Regions from separate parts of the Homo sapiens genome. Here region 2 is linked to region 1. Evidence: read pairs that join two places in POLR2A ChIA-PET (ENCODE). Cell type or tissue: A673. All regions are shown on one strand. Each heading gives the region's core, and the rest is flanking DNA. Links, peaks and the distances in the headings are about the cores only. Region 1 overlaps DDX10 (DEAD-box helicase 10). Region 2 has its middle 160 kb from the start of C11orf87.

Evidence for each region. Peaks named below come from ENCODE experiments on the same cell type or tissue, not always from the same donor. Only the 100,000 strongest peaks of a DNase experiment are listed, where the experiment ranks them.
Region 2: POLR2A ChIA-PET joins it to region 1 with 5 read pairs; 2 of 35 experiments call an interaction of 5 or more read pairs at or near these places.

The regions. Positions count from the first base shown.
Region 1 is chr11:108,753,801-108,759,186 of GRCh38, reverse strand. All of the region lies in intron 13 of DDX10 (DEAD-box helicase 10), which reads right to left. It overlaps LOC124902750 (a long non-coding RNA gene), which reads left to right. Exons shown (of 3, transcript XR_007062881.1): 2 at 789-852. Among named protein-coding and RNA genes, the nearest start is that of DDX10, 91 kb to the right of the region's middle. In A673, for the core only: no CTCF peak of the experiment used is centred there; no DNase peak of the experiment used is centred there.
Region 2 is chr11:109,581,609-109,586,994 of GRCh38, reverse strand. No RefSeq gene overlaps it. Among named protein-coding and RNA genes, the nearest start is that of C11orf87, 160 kb to the right of the region's middle. In A673, for the core only: no CTCF peak of the experiment used is centred there; a DNase peak (open chromatin) is centred at 2,774.

The DNA of each region.
Region 1 (5,386 bases), core at 244-5,243:
AGATAAATGGGTTAATTATTAAATTATCCATTTCCAATTTATTTTATTAGCCATACTAGTGCCAACCTCTACTAGTGCAGAACCCAGAACAATTGAAGTGATCATATGGATTGTACTATAATAGCACTACTATAGGTGGTATTTTCATTAGCATAGATACAAAAGCTAACAAGGACTACTTCCCATTTTCCTTTCGGCCACCATAAAGGCAGCTTAGAGGCACAATTATGACTTAACTAGAGCAACTGAATGGAGCTTTATCATCAGTTACTGTGGTAGCCAGAAAAACGACCCCAAAAAATGTCCACATGCTAATCCTGGCATCCTGTGAATATAGTTACATGGCAAAAACGAATTAAGGCAGTTAATCAGCTAACTTTAAAGTAAGGAGACTGTCCTGGATCATCCAGATGAGTCCAATGTAATCAAAAGTCAAAAGGATCCTTAAAAGTGGAAACAGGAGGCAGAAGGGGAGATCAGAGTGATGTGATGCAAGAATTTGGCACTTGACCCACTGTTGTTGGCTTTGAAGATACAGAAAGAGGCCAATGTGGGTGGTTTCTGGAAAAAGACAAGGAAAGGGTAACACCTCTAGAGCCTCCCAGAAAGGGAAACAGCATTATTGACCCGTTGCTTTTACTCCAGTGAGATTCATTTAAGACTACTAACCTACAGAACTCTAAGATAACTTTGTGTTGCTTTAAGCCACTAAGTGTATAGCAATGTATTACAGCAAACACAGAAAACTAATACAATCCCTGTATTATTCCATTTTCTCCATGATACAGATCCTCCTGTCCTAATGTTTTACCAAAGCCAGAAGTTTTACTGCTAAGTTTATTTCACTATTTGGTATGTATTTCCTGTGAGCTACTTCAGATCTCTTATAGACTGAGATGGTATAGATTCTAAAAATAAATAATATAAGCATTTGTCAAACACCCTGAAAACCCACTGAGCATGAACCTGTAGTAGGTGATGAGAATACAAAAAGTATAACCTATAGCTTCACCCCTCACTTATCACCATGAACCTAAGTCTCTGCCACATTGTACATCTCTTGGAGGACATTTGAAACAGTTGAGCAGGGGGATGACTAGTTAGGAGGGTAAAGAACCATGAAGACAATGCTGCCACTATGGCGTAAAAGAAGAAGCGCCCAACTGAGGTTGCTGTAGCAGTAGGCAGCCCAAGCATAAGCACAGGGAAGTCTGACAGTCAAATTAATTCTGGTTTAAAGTTTGCCAGGTCAATGAAGTGGAAAGAAAGGAATGCAATTACATTAAAGGTACTGATAAAACCAAAACAAAAAAGGAAAAGGTTAAGAGATCGATCACAGAGTCGATAGTAAAAACAGCAAGCAGTAACTAGCTGAGATTGACAGACAGTAAGAAAATGAACCAAAGGTCAGGGAAAAGCCAGAAAACAAGTACTGGGAGAAAAACAGATTATAAGGGTCAGAAGGTTAAGAAATTAGGGTCAGAGGGAAAAAAGTTTTCAAGAGGACAACCAACAAGTGGTTCTGGAAAAATGTAGTCGAAGGGTCTAGTCACATCTAAGCGTAATCACAAGACTATGGAAAAAAGCTTGATTATTAAGGTGGCTTAATTTTTAAGGTTGACACCAAGGAAGTTAACTGTGCTTTTACAGGAAATCCCTTGGGAGCACTCCTGGCCACAGTGCTTCTAGCTATTGCAACCTAGGAACCTTGATAAGTATGGAAATTATCATAATAAATAGAAGTGTGACATGTGCACACAACTGTTTCCAAATCCCATAAATAGTCTCCAAAACTAGAAAAATATGGTTAACAGTAAATATTTTTAGCTGGATAATTACATAAAATTATAATTAACAGGTGTAGCTTATGTTACACAGACAGATACACAAAAGTTGGTAACAGTTTTTGTAAGTCGGAAACTTTGAAATGCAACGTGAATCTTGGAAAAGAGAACAAACATTTCTTGCAGAGAGAGAGGAAATAAGGAAGAAGACAGAGGTGAAGGAGACTGCAGACAGGTTGATGATTTGGTTTGAGGAATTATTTGTGGGGAGAGAAGGGAGACTTTACAGCGCCTTCCTCAGCAGCGCCTTCCCCTGTCCTCTCCACAGGGAGAACCTATTAAAGTGAAAAGTTTAACACAGACTCAGACTACAATCATCTGTTCTGGGTTTACTGCATTTGTTTTTCAGATCTTTCCCAGGTCAGGAAAGATTGTGTGTCAGGATGTCTGAGGAATTATAAAAGAGATAATTCTACCCAAATAACTTCATAATGTATTAGCCTTCAATTAAGACCAAAAGTATGTGATAACAAGACATGACTCGATGTTGACTGTAATTTACTAAAACGTAAGAACTGTATTTTATTCACCATAGGACTAGCCAAAAGCCTAATGGGCATCATGAACCATCAAGGAACACAGACAGATATTCTGAAACATGAGAACACTACCTTATTTGCTTTAGTGAGGCTGCAATGAAGGGGACTTCTGAAAGAAGCCAACCTAAAATCTGCGGAAAATTATACACAGCTCTAGCACACTTTCAGCTTTAACAGCTGACCCACAAAGACATTACAGAAACAAAGTTACTAGGTTAGTAGTATATAAACCAAAGATCAGGTAAAGTCCACAATATCTTAAATCAACAGACAAATCCAAATGCATGGAGCAACCTAAAAGCTAAATAAATAGCTAAGTGGAGTAAATTAACTTGAGTGAAAATAGAGGGTCAATTTAAATTTAGCTCTGATCTATTCAGTGGCCTTATTCTCTAGGCAACTATAAACTCCATTGTGTTTGCAATCTGATTAAACCCAAGAATGCCATTTGATCTCCGTGAGCTTGACATCCAAATGTATGTGGTCTCACAGCACTAGTAAATTCTTTTCCATATAAGAATCATACAGGACACCATAAGCAATCTAATGACAACCTCAAGTTGAATTTCACTAAATCAACGTATGAAAAATAAATACAAATTTACCAACACAAATCACATTAGATAAAGTTTACTGCAAACTAACATTCCTATGGTTTCAACAAACATCTTTTAAAAAGACAACTGTAGCAGCACTAACACAATCAGTATAGCCAGAAGCTAAGCATAAGGAAAGATTCAGCTGCTGACATGACACATGACTTTGGAATATTTCCTTTTACCTTTTCCTTTACAAAAAGAGAAAAAGAGGGAAAGAGGGAAAGAGGGAAAGAGGGAAGGGGGAGGAAGAAAGAGAGAGAGAGAGAAAGAAAAAGGCTCAAGTTATAACACCTAATATTTAATTGTTGAGCATCTGTTATGCATTAAACACTTCACTTTAACTCTCAGAACAACTTTTTGAGCTAGTACTATTATTAGTCTTATTTTCCAGAAGAGGAAAACTAAAGTAAGAAGTAATATTTCCCAAGTTACACAGTTTACAAATGGCTGAGGCAAGGTTTGAACTCTAAGTTTTACTCCAGAGCCAACGTTGTGAACCATTTCACTATATTGTCTCATAAAAGTAAGCTTCTCCATGTAATCATCTGAAAATCATCTAACTGGGAAAAGAGAAAGAACCATCCATAAAATATCTGCAAGCTCAAAAGCCTCAGAGGTACACAATTTTTCTTCTATAAAGGGCTAGACAGTTCAATATTTTAGGCTTTATGGCCCACATGGTCTATCACAACTACTCAATCCTGTGGTTGTAGCCTGAAAGCAACCCTAAACAAATGAGTATGTCTGTGTTCCAATAAAACTTTATTTACAACACAGGCAATAGGCCAGATTTGTCTCAGGGGCCTACTTTGCCAAATCATAACCAAAAAGATATTTTAAAAGTTTGAGTACACAATAAAATTCATGACTCTCATAAGTTAGAGAAAAAATCATGCAGCTATAAAAAGTAACTTCAAGGATTTTCTCCAGGGCAAATGCTTTTATTAGCAGGAAGGATTTGTGTTCTTGCTTGTGTTATCAGAATGCATTGCTTTAGTGTTGATTAAGAGCACGTTCTCTCTTTGTGGCTCTCATGGACACCTCTAGGTTTTTCTAAGTCCCCAAGGAAAGCAACATCTCCTGCCAAGAACAGGTCTTACAAAACCACAGCAGTTTGTACCATAATTACTACACAGCCTACAATCATTCCTGTCCCACATTTATTCCCCATCGACAGCATCTGTTGTGTCAGGGTCAGGGGTCATGACATTCAGCCAACAAAATCAGATTTCCTCAAATAGTGAAGGCAGGAAATATAAGAGAGCTCACTTGAGCTAGCATATTCAAATTAAACAGATGTAAATGTATCAGTCTGAAAATCCAACCTTTTCTGATGTTCTGACTTTCTGGTTTTTAACTGTTATGCTCCTGGTTGCCCATCCAGTTAAGCACAAGGGATAGAATAGTGAATAAGGTTTGCTCTCCGTTCTCATAGATTTCCCAGGCTAACTAAAGTTATGAACAAGAAAACAGAATCTTTTTTGTTCCTTCTATCACCCATAGATTCTAGATGTACAGTGTGTCTTGAATTACCATTCTTCCTCTCATATACCTAAGGCTATACTCTAGTTTTGACCCTTACTCATCTATTTCATTTCCAAGTGCTTTTAATCACTTACATCTTTTCATAGGAACATTTTAAATATGCACCCAATGTATACTTTATTTATAATAAATGAATGTGAGTATACATAAAATCAAGTATACACAGAAAAATATGAAGGATTAAATAAAAACAAGTTCTAATATTTTCTTCCTAAACCCCAATGGATTAACCTCATTCCACCTGAAAACTCGATTATGGCAGTAGATTCTAAACTTGACACTATCAACATAAACCTTAAAAATTAAGCACTGCCCTCAAACATATTAATGAATAAATACTATGAGGACACTGATGGGGAAATAATTCATGCTACTTAGACAACTCAGACGGAGGGCAAGCGAAGCTCATATTAAAGGCTAGGCCTTTGGAATCTATACTGTATACTAGAAACAGTAAATGATTCTGTTAAATGAATCATTCAGCTAAACGATTCACTTCCGACAACACAGCAGAATCAAATCTGAACAGAAAACAGGCCATTATAGAAAGCCTATTACTTTGTTGCAACATAAATCAGCATCAAAACTGTTAGAAACAAATTCTTTAATGAATGAGGTGATGTCAACACTAAATGCAAAAGATAAATCAGGAAATTAATATCTTGGATTCACTTTTTTAAAGGGAAAAGACAGCCAATAATAAATGTAATATATGTTACTTTATATATACACACCCGACCCTGTATTCAGCACTTCACATTCCTAAGGCATCTCAAGAAAAGCCTAAGAAATTTTAAATTGATTAAGCCTATAAATACTACTAAAGCAAGTACCACGTGGCTCAGAGTAACACCAAATT
Region 2 (5,386 bases), core at 78-5,077, 830 kb before region 1:
CCTTCCTGTGTGGAGGGCTGTGACTGGGTGTTGTCAATTTCCTGAGGAGACGATACAGGAAGAGGGGCTGGGAGAAGCAAAGGAAAAAGGAACAGATGGGGAACTAAGGTTGGTTTAGAAACGATTTCATTTGATCCTAAAGATAACATCCATCTGCCTCCCTTCTGCCCATCCTCCTTTCTTCTTTTCCTTTCTCCCTACCCTATTCTCTCTTTCTCCTCTCTCCTTGCCCCTCACTCTTTCTCTGTCTACTTCACTTTCCTCTTTTCTTCTCCTCTTTATATTCTTTGAGCCCCTACGTTTATTTATGCCCATTTTGCTACTGAGAAAACGAAGTTTTAAAATATCAATAACTAGCTCAAAGTCACATAGTATGTTTGTGATGGAGTTTTATTATATATATTTAAGGTGTGCAACGTAATTTTTTGTTCATTTGTTTGTTTGAGATGGAGTCTCGCTCTATCGCCCAGGATGGAGTGCTGTGGCGTGATCTCGGCTCACGGCAAGCTCCGCCTCCCGGGTTCATGCCATTCTCCTGCCTCAGCCTCCTGAGTAGCTGGGACTACAGGCGCCTGCCACCACACCTGGCTAATTTTTTGTATTTTTAGTAGAGACAGGGTTTCACCGTGTTAGCCAGGATGGTCTCGATCTCCTGACCTCGTGATCTGCCCACCTTGGCCTCCCAAAGTGCTGGGATTACAGGCATGAGCCACCACACCCAGCTACAACATAATGTTTTTAAATACATATATGGTGAAATGGTTACTATGGTCAAGCAAATTAACATATGTATCATCTCACATAGTTAACCCCTACCTTTTTTTGTGTCAATAGTACTTAAAATTTCTCAAATACAATACAGTGCTGTTAGCTATGATCCTCATTTCATACATGTGATGGAAATTTGTACAAAGTTTTCTTTGGTTCATAAGGCCTTGCTCTTTCAGTGGTATTCCTCTACCTAAAAGAGGATGGGGCACATAGGCAAAGGGGGAGGCATCTCCCTAGGAAGACATGGCAGGAACAGAAGGGATTCCATTAACAGCTTGAGGGGCCACCTTTTCTCTTTTGGGTCATAGTTGTAGTAGCCTGCTCTAGAAAGTTGTTTATTTTTGCCTTCTACTTCAAGAAGAAAAAAAACAGTGTTGACTATCACCAAGGCTACTGCCTACTTTTTCTTTTGTCTACTAGAGAAGAAAAATCTCAACCACATCTTTCTCAGTGGTTTGACATTTAAATTTTCAGACAGTAATAAACTACGCTGCCTCTTTGAAGGTTGGGATTGTTCCCTCATTGCTAAACTTCACAGTTTGCTGCACTTTGCTGGATTTGCAAATTGTGAAGATAGGCTCAACCTCCTTGGGGACTGATTATACTTTTTTAAAATCTGCATTTTTATATTATTAACTCTCAAAGAGACAAAAAATATATTTCCTTTCTATCACTGATTCCATTTTCTATAGACTTGGTAGGTCAAATTAGGCTTCTAGAATAATGAAGTCCTCTAGACATTTCCATTATACCTTTTGGACAAGGAAGAATAAAAGTATAAGTTAAAATACATAAAGCACAAGGTTCTGTCTTTTAGGGGAGAGCTTTCCTAATGCCCTGTACTTATCTCATCTGCCTCTAAAATACGCTTGCCTTATTTTTCCTGAAGGTACCAAACCATCCCTCAGCACTGGTTCTGTCTAGTAATAGTTGCAATTATTTTGCCAGATGGTGCTTATGTGTTTGGTTAAAATGCTAAATATTGTAATTATTTGATAAATAAAAGTTATCAAACAGTTTATGGATATATCAACAAGAAGACTGAGGGATATAATAAAAGATGATCAATTAATGACATATGTGTAAAGTAAGATGCCAAGTATACATGATGAGTTATCAAATAAAACACTTAGAGGTGACGGCAGAAACTGCTGAGTTGGAATGCTACCTTTCCTCTTAGTCGTCAAAGGAAGTCGTTAGTAGCCCTCCTGAACACTAAAAGAGGAAGCACATCTTAGTTATGGCCAAGAAAAGAAATATTTATGAAGCAATTTCTCCTCATTGATGATTCAAAGCAGTGAGGTGTTTCTGATTTAAAAAAGAAAAATCCAACCAATTTGTCAGTGCAGTGTTGGAAGGAACAGTTTCTTATTTGATTTCATTGACTTAACACATCCTGGGAATAACAAGTACTCTGTTAGTCCCCAAACATGGAGAAGGCAGATGCATGCAGAATAGCTGCTTAATAGAAGCACTGTCATTTGTTAAAGGAAAGGTCTGCTTACATTTCCTTGGGCTCTTTAGGAGTGGGAATAAACCAAGCATAGCACCATTTGTTTCTGTAGCACAGCTACAATGCCATAAACAACCAAAGTAGAAGTAAATATTTTTCTGTTTCTCAACAAGAACATGTTCCTGTGAAGCTCCCTGTTTACAAATATACTTTCCCTGGATTGGGTTTCTTAGGGACATCTTTGCCTTTTCCCCTTAATCAGAAAGGAACCCGCCAATGACAATTCTGGTGAATTTAAGTACTGCCACATTGACCCTGCCAGAGAAGCTGCTGATTGCTTGACTTAGTTCATGCTAAATGGTCATGAATATTCATCTCATTCTGTTTTATCTAGGATTTGAATAAGTGCCTCATTTACTAGAGCTATTTATGATATCTTGTAGGATTCCAGAGTGATTTGTAAAATAAGCAAAGTTTATGTGCAATGTGAAAGAAATATAAGTAAATTTGAGGAAGGGTGTTTCAGAAAGCTAACATTCCTCAAATCTCCAGGGAGATTTTAAAACATACTCTGCATGCATTAAATGAAAAACTTTGGAGGTGAGGTCATGATATCATGTTTTTTGAAACTCCCTAAATTGGTTTAATGTTCAGCCAGGCTGAGAATCTCTTTTCTACATGTTTAAGCTCCTAAATATAACTTAGAATGAATTTCATTGGGGAAAGGGCCTGAAGAATCAGTTTGCTGAGGAAGATATGCAAATGACCAATACATATTTTAAAAATATATTAAACCTCAATAGTAACCAATGAAATACAAAATGAAACTACAGTAGAATAGCATTTCTGCCTATTACGTTGGTAAAGTTTTAAAGCTAACAATATTTGATAGGATGTAAAGGACATAGTGGTTGTCTTGTGAACATCAATTATATACCTTTGCTGCTGTGAGCAACAGTATGGCAAGGGTAGGTTTGGCCCTCACTCTGCCCCTAGAATGCTCCCTGAGTGCTAATTCTCATCAAGGTAACAGGATCTTCTTAATCCCAATGTTCTATCCTAACTTAACCTGGCCAATTTGAATACCTTATATCAGTGCTTTTGGAATGAATCTTTTCTCCTTCTAGGTATAAAATAAGTTCAACACTGGCAACCATCTGATAACCACAGAGAAATGAGACTGAGGATAAAACTAATCTAAAGAGGATACCAACGAAGCTGTAACCCTCCAGTTACATAAACCAGTAAGTCCCCTTTCTGTTTAGGGCAGGTTGACTCGGTTTTTGTTTATTTGTTTTTTTAATCATCATCATTATTTATAACTGAAAAAATACTATTTAATAAGGCTGCAATGGATAATAACAAACTCAGCTGTTGGAGACCAAAATTTAAAGTAATCTTTCCAAAGAGCAGTTAGCTATACACACACACAGAGACACACACACATATATACATACACACACACACACACACACACACACACACACACACACACATATATATATAGTTGGAAACATTAAAAATAATCATACCTCTCACTCCGTAATCTCACTTCTAGAAGTTTACCCTAAGGAAATAATCATAGTCAAAGATTTATGTTAAATAATATTCATAACAGAGTTACTTTTAATAGCTAGAAATTAGAAATAGCCAAATGATCAACGTAATAATCTCACATAAGCAACATTGGTTACATTTATATGGTGCAGTCATTACCATCTGCCTTTAACAGTATTTACTAATTATCATGAATTTTAAAAATGTGTATATCTGAAGGAAAATATCGAATATAAAATAATTATTCTGGCTAGTGGGATTATGTGCAATTCTTATTTCCCTCTATGGACCTTTTTTGTATTTCCCAATTCTCTGTAATGAGGATGTATTAGTTTTGTAATCAAGATTCTTACCACACATAATGAGTACATCCTCTTGCAACCCTATATTATATTTTATCTTTCCCAGAGGATATCCCTTTCCAGAGAACCATTCTTTTAGCAGTCCAGCGCCCTGTGAAATACTGAGAGGCAATTAGTCGAATCATGCAGGATTCCCCTCTGCACATTTCTAGCCTTCTCAGTAAGCACTACTCTCAGCAGCCCTCCTTTACTCTCCCAGGCCGTCACGGGCTAGCAATCCTAACTCAACATCTTTTCTGGGGCCTTCTAATCAGGGCTGCGATGAAAGGAAGAAAGATGGAGTGGGCTCTGGGAAGCTCCCCTATTCTGCTCACTATTGGCAACATCTTTAAATCATAGAATTTTTTAAAGACGCAAGTGTAATCTATTATAATTGATTAACCAGCTCCATGGACGCTTGACCTTCTATTTGCACCAACTTTAATCAACTTAAAAGCATCATAGTAAAGAATTACTTGAAATCCTTATTTTTCCAAAGTTAAAGGCCCCGTGCATCTTGGTTACTACCTTCTTTCTTTAAATGAGTTCCCCTTCTGTGGTTTGCTTTGCTCTAAAAAAACAAAAACAAAACAAAACAAAATAAAAAACACTTTTAGTAATAAGTCACAAGAAGGGGCTTCTTTCAGAGAAAGTGCAGAGCAGCTGACATCTTCAGCAAATGAAGAAAAACCGCCCTTATGCTTTGAGTGACAAGGGATTTGCCAGTCAGAGAGCCTGACTTCTAAAGTGAGGTCCTGAACAGTAACTTATATTTAGGATGAGGCAAGGGACTCCCCCAAAATCTAATTATTTCCCAACTACCAAATTCTCCAAGAGAGATGAATCTGCTACTGACTAAAGTGAGGAAAGGAAAGGAATGTGAAAAGCTACAAAGTGGAGATTGTTCACAGGGATCAAGTATTATGACTAACGCAGAAAGGAGATTAATACACTGAAAAATACCCAAGCAATTAAGATAATCTGTATCCAGTGTGGTTCATATCCCAGATTACTGTTTCTCAAGCTTTAATATGGTTAGAAACCACCAGGAAGACTTTTTAAAATGTCAGTTCGTATTCAGGAGGCCTGGGGTGAGATTCTGCATTTCTAACAAACTCTCAGGTGATGCTGCTGATTCAAGCATCACACTTTGAATAGCAAGGTCCTAGACCTGGGAGATGGATGAGGCTTGGATCTTACCTGTGGGTCTGAAGGTTTTGCATAGAACCGCTGACAGATAGGGTTTATGAGAAGTTAGAAACTC